3 separate regions of the Homo sapiens genome follow, and regions 1 and 3 are each linked to region 2. The links are chromatin contacts, found by Hi-C in ENCODE. All regions are on one chromosome and are shown on one strand. The core of a region is the stretch at or near the end of the contact, and the rest is flanking DNA. Distances in the headings are between cores, read along the strand shown.

The links. A loop is a pair of places that touch in the nucleus more often than their neighbours do. Pooled maps may share reads with other maps.
Region 1: a loop to region 2 is called in a pooled map, with 2.5 times the contacts of the local background. The contact joins the enhancer-like site here to the promoter of PPARA in region 2. A Hi-C loop is called at or near these places in 6 of 50 pooled maps.
Region 3: a loop to region 2 is called in a map of astrocyte of the cerebellum, with 5 times the contacts of the local background. The contact joins the enhancer-like site here to the promoter of PPARA in region 2. A Hi-C loop is called at or near these places in 1 of 168 maps with a recorded cell type or tissue (astrocyte of the cerebellum) and 4 of 50 pooled maps.

What each region holds. Positions count from the first base shown.
Region 1 is chr22:46,562,197-46,565,244 of GRCh38, forward strand. No RefSeq gene overlaps it. Among named protein-coding and RNA genes, the nearest start is that of LINC02925, 22 kb to the left of the region's middle. RefSeq lists enhancers at 1-137, 1,576-1,870, 1,860-2,029. Within about 2 kb of position 1,280, at least 14 of the 41 ENCODE cell types and tissues checked have a DNase peak (open chromatin) inside an H3K27ac peak, as active enhancers do.
Region 2 is chr22:46,148,861-46,152,157 of GRCh38, forward strand. PPARA (peroxisome proliferator activated receptor alpha) reads left to right here and starts at 1,666. Exons shown (of 9, transcript NM_005036.6): 1 at 1,666-1,792; 2 at 3,028-3,110. RefSeq lists silencers at 1,127-1,736, 1,887-2,006 and an enhancer at 2,217-2,406.
Region 3 is chr22:46,431,132-46,434,404 of GRCh38, forward strand. CELSR1 (cadherin EGF LAG seven-pass G-type receptor 1) reads right to left here. Exons shown (of 35, transcript NM_001378328.1): 5 at 2,262-2,350. Among named protein-coding and RNA genes, the nearest start is that of TRMU, 97 kb to the left of the region's middle. RefSeq lists enhancers at 1,438-1,487, 2,058-2,177. Within about 2 kb of position 1,525, at least 13 of the 41 ENCODE cell types and tissues checked have a DNase peak (open chromatin) inside an H3K27ac peak, as active enhancers do.

The DNA.
Region 1 (3,048 bases), core at 30-2,529, 410 kb after region 2:
AGGGCCTGGGTCATTCAGCAGCCACAGCCTGGACATTGTGCTCCGGCTCTGGGAGCCCTGGTCATTCCCTCTGTGTGATGGGGGGATCCCAGGCCTGCTCCAGCATCCCTGTGAGGGTGAAGTGATCCCAAGGGGACAGGCATTGCCCTCACCCTCAGGCCTGCATGCCCCACACTCCACTTCCACACAAACTCATCTGAAGGCACATGAGGCTGTGTGGTCTACCAAAGGCTTCATGGGGAGGTGGAGGAAGGAGCCCCATTGCGAGACATCCCCGTGTCCCCAGAGCTCCTCTCACACTGACAGCCACTCTCTTCACTGGTTCGTATAAAGTGCCCAGAACAGTGCCCGGCACACAGGAGGTGTGAGCCATCGTCACTGCTGTCACTGTCTTTCAGTTCTCTCTTTCCCAGACGGCCTCTCAGGATCCCTCTTTTTGCCTCCAGCGATCTGGTGCCCCTCGTGTCAGAACAGATGCATCCTGCGATGCTCCTCACGTGAAACAGGAAGAGCCTATACATGAAAATGTGCGTCTTCCCCCATGGTGTTTCGTTTTCTTGCGGGGGGACTGAGTCTCATTCTGTCGCCCAGGCTGGAGTGCAGTGGCACGATCTCGGCTCACTGCAACCTCCCACCCCCAGGTTCAAGTGGTTCTCCTACCTCAGCCTCCCGAGTAGCTGGGATTGCAGGTGCCTGCCACCATGCCCGGCTAATTTTTTGTATTTTTAGTAGAGATGGAGTTTCACCATGTTGGCCAGGCTGGTCTCGATCTCCTGACCTCAGGTGATCCGCCTTGGCCTCCCAAAGTGTTGGGATTACAGGTGTGAGCCAGCACACCTGGCCCTCTGTGGGGTTTAGAAGTAGCTCAGCACAGGCCAGGTGCAGTGGCTCATGCCTGTAATCCCAGCACTTTGGGAGGCCGAGGCGGGCAGATCATGAGGTCAGGAGTTCGAGACCAGCCTGGCCAACATGGTGAAACTCCGTCTCTACTAAAAATACAAAAAATTAGCCGGGCGTGGTGACGCGCACCTGTAGTCCCAGCTACTCGGGAGGCTGAGGCAGGAGAATGGCGTGAACCCGGGAGGCGGAGCTTGCAGTGATCCGAGATAGCGCCATTGCACTGCAGCCTGGGCGACAGAGCAAGACTCCGCCTCAGAAAAAAAAAAAAAAAAAGAAGTAGCTCAGCACAGCATGTGGCGGGTGCCACCCAAGAAGGTGGCACAGAGGACAAAAGTCCACAGAGGACAAATGCAGCCAGTGTGGAAATCAGGCCCCAACTTGCGGGGCCGAGGCCGTGAGCAGCCACAAGGTGGCCCCAGTGAGCTTAGGGACCAGCTAGTGCAGGGCAGGTGGGAGGTTCACGCACAGCTAAATTAGGCTAAGAGAGACGTGGCAGGGTCTCCCTGGGGCAGCAGGTGGGGGCTCAGCTCACCCTGGCTCCCGGCTGCACAGCTCAGAGTGGGCACCTCCTCGCCTGAGGAGAAGGAAGGGCCGCCTGTAGCCAGCAGGTGTGCCAGCATCCTCCTACCTGGGCTGGGGCCCGGAAGGCGAACACAGGGCAACCGAACCCATTGCAGAGCAGGGCCTGAGGGCTGGCTTGGGAGCAGGTGGTTGGAGTCTGGCTCTGAACAGGCCTTGATCCGTCCCTTGGGTCCCCCAGGCCCTTCCCAGCCTCCACCCCGTGCTGCAGGCCACACCTACAGCCTTCTGTGCCGAGGGCTGTGCCCCTGGAAGCCACGTGGGGCAGACTGGAGCTGCCTGGGTCCTGGAGCAGCATTTCTGGGGCTTCAGCCCAGGGGAGCTGACTGGATTTGCGGCTACACTCACACCACACTCCTCCTCCGGGCTGGGCCGGGTGAGAGGAGGGAGATGAAGGAGGGCGGGCCTGCCCTTGCTGGTCATCAGGGTCGCTCATCTCTGGGGATCTGGCTGGAGCTAGGAATTGAGGAAGGACAGGCTGGTGGCAGGGGCCGGGGCTGGGCTTCTGGCGGGCCAGGCCCCCCTCTAGGGAGGTCTGTGCTCACTGCATCCCTAGGGACACAAGCCCAGGGCCAGGGCCTCATGCTTTCTGGCCTGGCAGGCTGCCTGCCTCAGCCCCACCCCACCCAAGGCATCCAGGGACACTGGCCTGTGGCAGACACGCCCACAGCTTTGCTGTGTGTCCATCTTTGTTGCTTCTCCTTTTGGGGAGCTACCCCTACCCCTGCACTTTAACAGGTGAACCCAGTGTGAGCCACTGCCCCGCCCACCAGCCCCTGAATCAGGCCAAAGAAGTGAAAACCATCTGACCACAGAGGAGGAGCCTGGGGGCGCAGCAGGGCCCCAGCTGGCCGGAGGTCAGCCTCAGGGTGGGTGGCCTGGAGGCCAGCTGTCTGGAGGATCCTGAGCAGAGAGGGGGGCAGGCCCTTGGTGCCTTTCCTTCCAAGAGGGGAATCTAAAGGGAGAGAGTGACATCAATCCAAGGCCCACCGTGCAGATGCTGATTACAGAGGCCAGCGGAGGTGACACAGGTCCTGCCCAAGACAGTCCTGGAGATGGATGGTGGGGCTGGTACCTGTCTTAATTTGCTGCATTGCTAGAAAGAAATACCCGAGGATAGGTAATTTATAAAGAAAAGGTGGTAGCCAGGCACAGTGGCTCACACTTGTAATCCCAGCACTTTGGGAGACTGAGGCAGGCAGATCACCTGAGGTCAGGAGTTCGAGACCAGTCTGACCAACATGGAGAAACTGTCTCTACTAAACATACAAAATTAGCCAGGCATGGTGGCACATGCCTGTAATCCCAGCTACTTGGGAGGCTGAGGCAGGAGAATCATTTGAACCCGGAAGGCAGAGTTTGCGGTGAGCCGAAATCGCGCCATTGCACTCCAGCCTGGGCAACAGGAGCAAAACTCCGTCTGGAAAAGAAAAGAAAAGAAGAGAAAAGAAAAGGAAAGGAAAGGAAAGAAAAGAAAAGAAAAGATGGTTATTTGGCTCATAGTTCTTCAGGCTGGTACAAAGAAGCGTGGCACCAGCATCTGCTTCTGGTGAGGCCTCAGGAAGCTTC
Region 2 (3,297 bases), core at 416-2,915:
ATGTCTGCTGAGTGTACGTGACCACTCTGCACACCCCCACATAGCCTTTGTCCTTGTTCATGAGAATGTTCACTAGGTCTTTCAACACCTGGTTGACCTGGGTGGTGCATCTGGGTCACACACCTGTGTGGACCCTGGTCCTTGAGAGTCTGGGATATGGGTATGCCAGGTAATGTCTTTGAGCCCGGAGGTCCTCATGAGGATGTAGCCCCTGAGCTCTGCGTGGGCAGCCCAGGGTCAGCTTCCCTCACCAAACACAACAGGATGACAAGCTTGGATGTGGCTGCCTGCACACCCCACGAGATATGCAGGATATTACGTGTACAGGTCACCCTATAAACTCTGAAACAACATAAATGATAGCTATTGCTGGCTAACATGTGCAAGAGAAGGTGAGGTTGCCGTGTGCCAGTGGGAAGGATATGTGGGTGTCTGGAGGGTGGGGCAAAGTTCACCATAGGTGCCTGGCTAATCAACAAGGGTGAGTTTAAGAGAAGTTTGTGAAAGGGCCAGTTCCCGCCTGATCTCCAGTTCCCCTGCCTAATGAGATCTGGGTTTGCTTTCCGGAGTGGGTCCTCCTGGGCGCCCGCTGCCACAAATAGCACAGTGGCAGGCACAGCTGGCAGCGGAGGGCAGGCAGTGGAGCGGGCATAGCACACATTGCGTTCCCGAGGAGGGGAGCCCTGATGTGCCGGCACCCAGGGGCTTTGTGCATTCCGCTCCGGCAGCTCGAGCGTCACGGCCCGAACAAAGCGGCTTTGCAGGGCGCTCTCCTACTCCTCGCCATTGGCCACCGGGCCGCGACCTCTCCTTGCTCTGGCAGAGTCCCAGCGCCTTGCGTAGGCACAAAGTCAGCCCCTCACCCCCCAGCGCATGAAGTAGGGGCGGGCATGGCTCTTGGGCCGCTGGAGAGGGGTGGGGTTGTGGGGTCGGAGCTGGCGGCGCCTCCCCGAGCCCGTCCGCGTTGCCCTTCACCCTCCTCGTTCCCCCGCCCACCACACCGCCCTGGCACCTCCCGCCACCTGTTTCCTTGTCCTCCCAGCTCGCCTTCCCCTTCTCCTTATTTTGCATCCTGGGGTTCCAGGGACAAGGTCCCTCCCGGGCCGCCTCCCACCCTACGCACTTCTGAGCCTCAAGGGCACCCGGTCCCGGGTCCCGGGTCTAGACCGGCTCATCGCACAGAGTAGCAGAGCCGGGCTCATCGAGGAGGCAGGAGGGGCTCGCCAGCGTGGCACGGGCGCCCGGCGGGAACCTCCACCCGCCCCGCGGCCGCGCGTCCCCGCCTCGAATTCAGCCCCGCCCCGGTGCGCCGGGCTGGAGGGGCGCTGACGCTCAGCGGTGTCCCATCGGTGACCTTGGACGGTCCCTCCACCTCTCCGGCCTCAGTTTCCCTTGGCTGCAGCGGCCGCGGGGCGCTAGGTGGGAGCCGCTGAGCGCTCCCGGGGCCCCGCCCACCGCGAGCAGCCAATCGGGCGCCGCCCTCCGGGGGGTGTGTCCCGGGGCCGAGGCCCGGGGCCCGGAGGGCGCGCGGGGCGGGCGGGGCTTCCGGGTCGGGCCTCGGGACACTGGCTCGCGCGGACCGGGGCAGGGGGCGGGCCGAGGGGCGGTGCGTGTCGCGGGGGCGCGGCTGGCACGGACGCGCGGAGGCGGCGCCGGGCATGGGCCGTGGACGCGGCGGCCCCGCGGCGGGGGCAGCGGGCGGCGGGGGCGGAGGCGGCCGCTAGCGCCCTGCCCGGCGCCGCCTCCTTCGGCGTTCGCCCCACGGACCGGCAGGCGGCGGACCGCGGCCCAGGTGCCCGGGGGCGGGCGGGCGGGCGGGCGGGAACGCGCGCGGGGGTCCGCGGTCCGGGCTTCCCAGGTCCCGGGACCCGGAGGGCGGCGGACGGGGGAGGGGCAGGGGCTGGGCGGCGCATGCGCGGGGCCCGGGGTCTCGGGGTCTCCGGGTCCCGGGGACCCGGGGGCCCGGGGTGCGCGGCTGGGGACCTGAGGGCGAGGAGCGAGGACACACACCGAGGACTCTTGCGAGGGATCTCGGGGCCCAGCTCGGCCTCCCTCCTAGCGCTGGGGGCCTGCCCGGAACCCGAGTCCGCGGCTGTCCCTGGGGTTTGGCGCTGCGCGGAGGTCGGGTCTGGGGACCGCAGCGACTCTGGGTCTTCGGGTTGTCCCCTCGGAGGGAGGGCCCACGGGCGGGGACATCGGGACTTGCCCTTTCCTCGGCGCAGCGGAGCTGGGGCGTCGCCGACTCAGAAGGTGCTTTCCGAGACCTCCAGGGATCTCCGAGGCGAGGAAACCCGGGCCCCGGACAGACCGACCCTGGGTGGGTGCGCCCGGCTTCTGCCGTCGGACGGAGACGCGCGTGTTTGTTCCTCCAGCTGCGACCACCTTTGAGGAACGGTTCCCACTTTGTGCCCCAACGCGGCGGGGCGACCCCGGACAGGCTGCGCTGGGCCGGGTGGCTTCTCTGCGGAAGCCGCGCCACGTCGCTCCCGGTCGGGGCCGCTGAGGGTCGGGCGCCCAGGTCTTTCCGGAGTCCCGGGCTGCGCGGCCCGCGTGGTGCGGGTGAAGCTGGAGGGGCGCGGGGTGGTGCCAGTGGAAGTCAGGAGGGTCGGCCCTGCCCCCTCACGCACCCCAACCGGGCACAACTGCACGCCTGTGCTTTTCTGAAGTCTTTTTTAAAAGTTAAAAGAGAGGAAGTGTGCTCCAAGTGTCAGGATTCTTTCCAAGAAAAACCCACAGTTGTCCAATGGCCTGGGCTTCGTGGGACCTCCGGGGCTGCACGCCCACGTCAGCCTCAGCCGACCCCTGCCAGGAAACCAGGGAGGCCCCTCCTCTCCCAGCCTCCTTGGGATAAGGGTGCCTTGGGGAACTGGGTCAGGGCAAGGACACGGGATTTTCCTGGGAAGGACCCTGCGACACCCGTGTCGTTGCGGGGCAGGGTCAGCATGACTTTCCTCTTCCAAGGTGAAGAGTTGGGGGGCATCCAGAGAACAACCGTAATCACTTCCTCCTTCACCTTCTTACTGCCAGGCTGAAGCTCAGGGCCCTGTCTGCTCTGTGGACTCAACAGTTTGTGGCAAGACAAGCTCAGAACTGAGAAGCTGTCACCACAGGTAAATAGAAGGTTTAATTTACTGTTTCCAGATGGAAATATTTAAGTGTTTTCAGTGTTTACTTCTGTTGCACTACAGACCAGCAATCTGGGGGTTATTACTTTGTGATGCAAGGTTAGATACGTTTTCAGACTGAAAGTAAAATACATGTGCATGGATTCATTTTTTTTTTTTTTTTTTTTTTTTG
Region 3 (3,273 bases), core at 275-2,774, 280 kb after region 2:
GTCCTCTGTGTATCTTCTTACATGAGGCCCCTCTCCTCCGGGACAGTGCAGGTGGCGTCCTGCACGGGGACTTTGCTCCTCTGAGCTCCCGGAAAGGGGCGGCCACAGGCGGGCCCCAGTGAACACTCACTGTGTTCAGAGCCAGGGCGGAGTGTGGACAGAGGTGGCCACAGTGGCGTCCTGGCTGCGAGTCCCTCTGCAACTGCAGACACACTGTTGCTTCTGCCATAGGCAGATGATGATTCTGGAGTGTTGAGCACTGATGGGGAGACCAAGGCTGACTCGACCTCCCCCTGCCTACCCCCTCCCCAGCAACAAACGTTCATCTCTGGACTTGGTCTTCTGATACGTGCAGGAAGGAAAATGCGCCACCTATGCCCTATGCTTCCCTGACGATGGGGCACCGTCTCCAGGGTCCCCTGTGGCCCAGCCCTTGGGAGGCACCACCCCAGGGGGCATTGAGCTCTGGTGTCCAGCCCCAGCTGGCTGGAAGGGCACAACAGGAAGGGTCACCAGGTCAGAGTAGGCAGCGCCAGGCAGCAGGACGCAACGGCCACCCGTGCAGCTCACCCAGGTGAACGCGCTTCACACTGGCTAGCACTGCCCCACACAGCCACAGGACGGCACCGTATCAAGAAAAGACTCGGTCTTTGAAATGGACAATGGCAGCAAATAAATCCGCGTCTGTGAGGGCTACCCTCTTCCTCTTGCTCAGCCCTGAGCCCCTCACCCCACCAGCCCCTGCACCTCTGTCAAGCACATGGTTCTCCAAACATCAGCCAAGCCCCACTAGGGGTGACATCCAATGTGCGGCAGCCCAGACCCTGCCCAGACACCTGCCAGCCTTCTCTCAATATCCCCCCAAACCCCGAGCAAGCACTCAGCTCCCAAACCTCACCAGCACCTCCCATCTGCCCTCCTCCCAAATGAGGCTCAAGCTCCACCTGCCCTGGGTTGGCACTGATGGGACAGAGGACAAAAACTATGGTCTCTGTGCAGGTGACCACTACTTGGAGTCTGTGTGGCACGCCTGGGAGATGATGGGATATTCAAGGCAGATGGGAGGGGCGGGCCAGGGAGGTGGAGGGACGCCGGTGGCCAGCATGGAAAGGAGAGTGAAAGCCAGTGGAGGCGACACTACGACCTCAGGCCCAGTGGCTGGACCCCAACTGCTGGTGAGTCGCAGCCAGGCACAGTGGCTGTGAAAGAAGGAAGATGCTCTCTCCATAGAAGGACTGGGTCGATTCTCCTGGAGGACAGAGGAGCCCTCGTCTGCCAACCAAGCTTAGGCCCCAGCCTTGTGAAGTCCGGGAAGCGGGGCACAGCGGGGGTGGCCAGGCTCCAGGAGGAGCCGGTAAGACCCACGCAGACCCACGAGCAAGCGGGGGCACACCCTGGAGCTTCCCAAGAAGAGAAAAGGGATTTGCAAAATCACAGCCGTGGAAAGCACAGCATTTTGATGCAAAAAACAATGTGTTTCCTTACAAGCCAACGAACAGCAAAATAAAGTGAAACCAAAACCACCCAGCCTTCACGGCACTTCCTTGAAGAGTGTTCTGGCTCGCCAGTTACATCCAGGTACAGTGGACGATTTTGGCTACAGAGCCGTGTATGAACAGCCCAGAATTTCAGCCACTAGTAGACTCTGGCCAAGGTGGCTGCAAATGAATAAGCCCTTTCTGTGTCCCTCCCCCAGCGCAGGAGATCTCCGGGGTCCCTGTGTACCCCCCGACCCAGAGCTCTGGGTGGGACTATGACCCCAGCACAGGGCTCAGGTGTATTTACACAGACCCTCCACAAATGTGCATTTCCTAAACCATTTTTTCCAATAGCACATTTAAAAAAAAATTCAGAGCACAAATGTCTCAAGACAGAAAATCTACCAGGGCACCTTTTTTCCTTCCTTTTTTTTTTAGATGGAATTTCGCTCTGTTACCCAGGCTGGAATACAGTGGCACGATCTCGGCTCACTGTAACTTCTGCCTCCCAGGCTCAAGTGACTCTCCTGCCTCAGCCTCCTGAGTAGCTGGGATTACAGGCACCCGCCACCACGCCCGGCTAATTTTTTAATTTTTGTATTTTTGGTAGAGACAGGGTTTCGCCACGTTGGCCAAGCTGGTCTCGAGCTCCTGACCTCAGGTAATCCACCTGCCTTGGCCTCTCAAAGTGCTGGGATTACAGGCGTGAGCCACTGCGCCTCGCCCCAGGGCACCTTCTCGAGCCGCCCTGGGGCCAGGGGGAAGTGGTGGGGCCCATCTTACCTTGTTGTAGTACTGCACCTGCACAGAGTGCCACCGCCCGTCACTCACACCACTGGGAACCTTCGGTGCCACGGTCGTTGTTGTCTCGCCTGCATGGTGGGAGGGAGACCCAGAGAGAAAACAGGGGTTGGCGGGGCCTACTGGGGACCGAGGATTGCGCTGTGAGGCATCAGGGGGAGACAGGTGCACATGGCCACGTCCTCCCTCCCCTCCCCACGGCACCATGGTGGGAGGCGCCCACCACTCCATCCATTTTCTTTTCTGGTTACAAAAGTAATTCTTGTTCCTCTTTTCTGGTTTTGTTTGTTTTGAGATGGAGTCTTGCTCTGTCGCCCAGGCTGGAGTGCAGTGGCGTGATCTCAGCTCACTGCCACCTCCGCCTCCTGGGTTCAAGAGATTCTCCTGCCTCAGCCTCCTGAGTAGCTGGGATTACAGGCACCCACCACCACACCCGGCTAATTTTTGTATTTTTAGTAGAGATGGGGTTTCACCATGTTGGCTAGTCTAGTCTCGAACTCCTGACCTCGTGATCTGCCTGCCTTGGCCTCCCAAACTGCTGGGATAACGGGCGTGAGCCACCGCGCCTGGCCTTGTTCCTTTTCTAAATATGAAAAAATATAAACACGGAAAACCCATCTGTCTGTACCAGCAGCAGTCACACCTACACCGCACCAGAGGTCGAACCCTTTTTCCTATGCATTGCATCAACGTAGACAAAATCATCAAAACCAATTCCACTTTAGGTCACTTAATCAAATAAATGTCATCTCAGGCTTTTAACAACTCTTAAACCACGTAACACGTCCCATCGTGAGGTCGCGGACGCGTCTCTTGTGCATCTCTGCTTTGGGGTGTCTGTCATTTCCACCCCTTGAGCTCCTGCTGGAGTGGGGCGGGCGAGTCCCTTTGGGGATTCTGGGGCACAACCCTGAGTCAGCAGCAGCAGCTGGGAGGAAGGAGCTTCAGGGGCACCAAAGGACAGGTGCGGTGGGTACCAGGTCCCGGGCAGAGA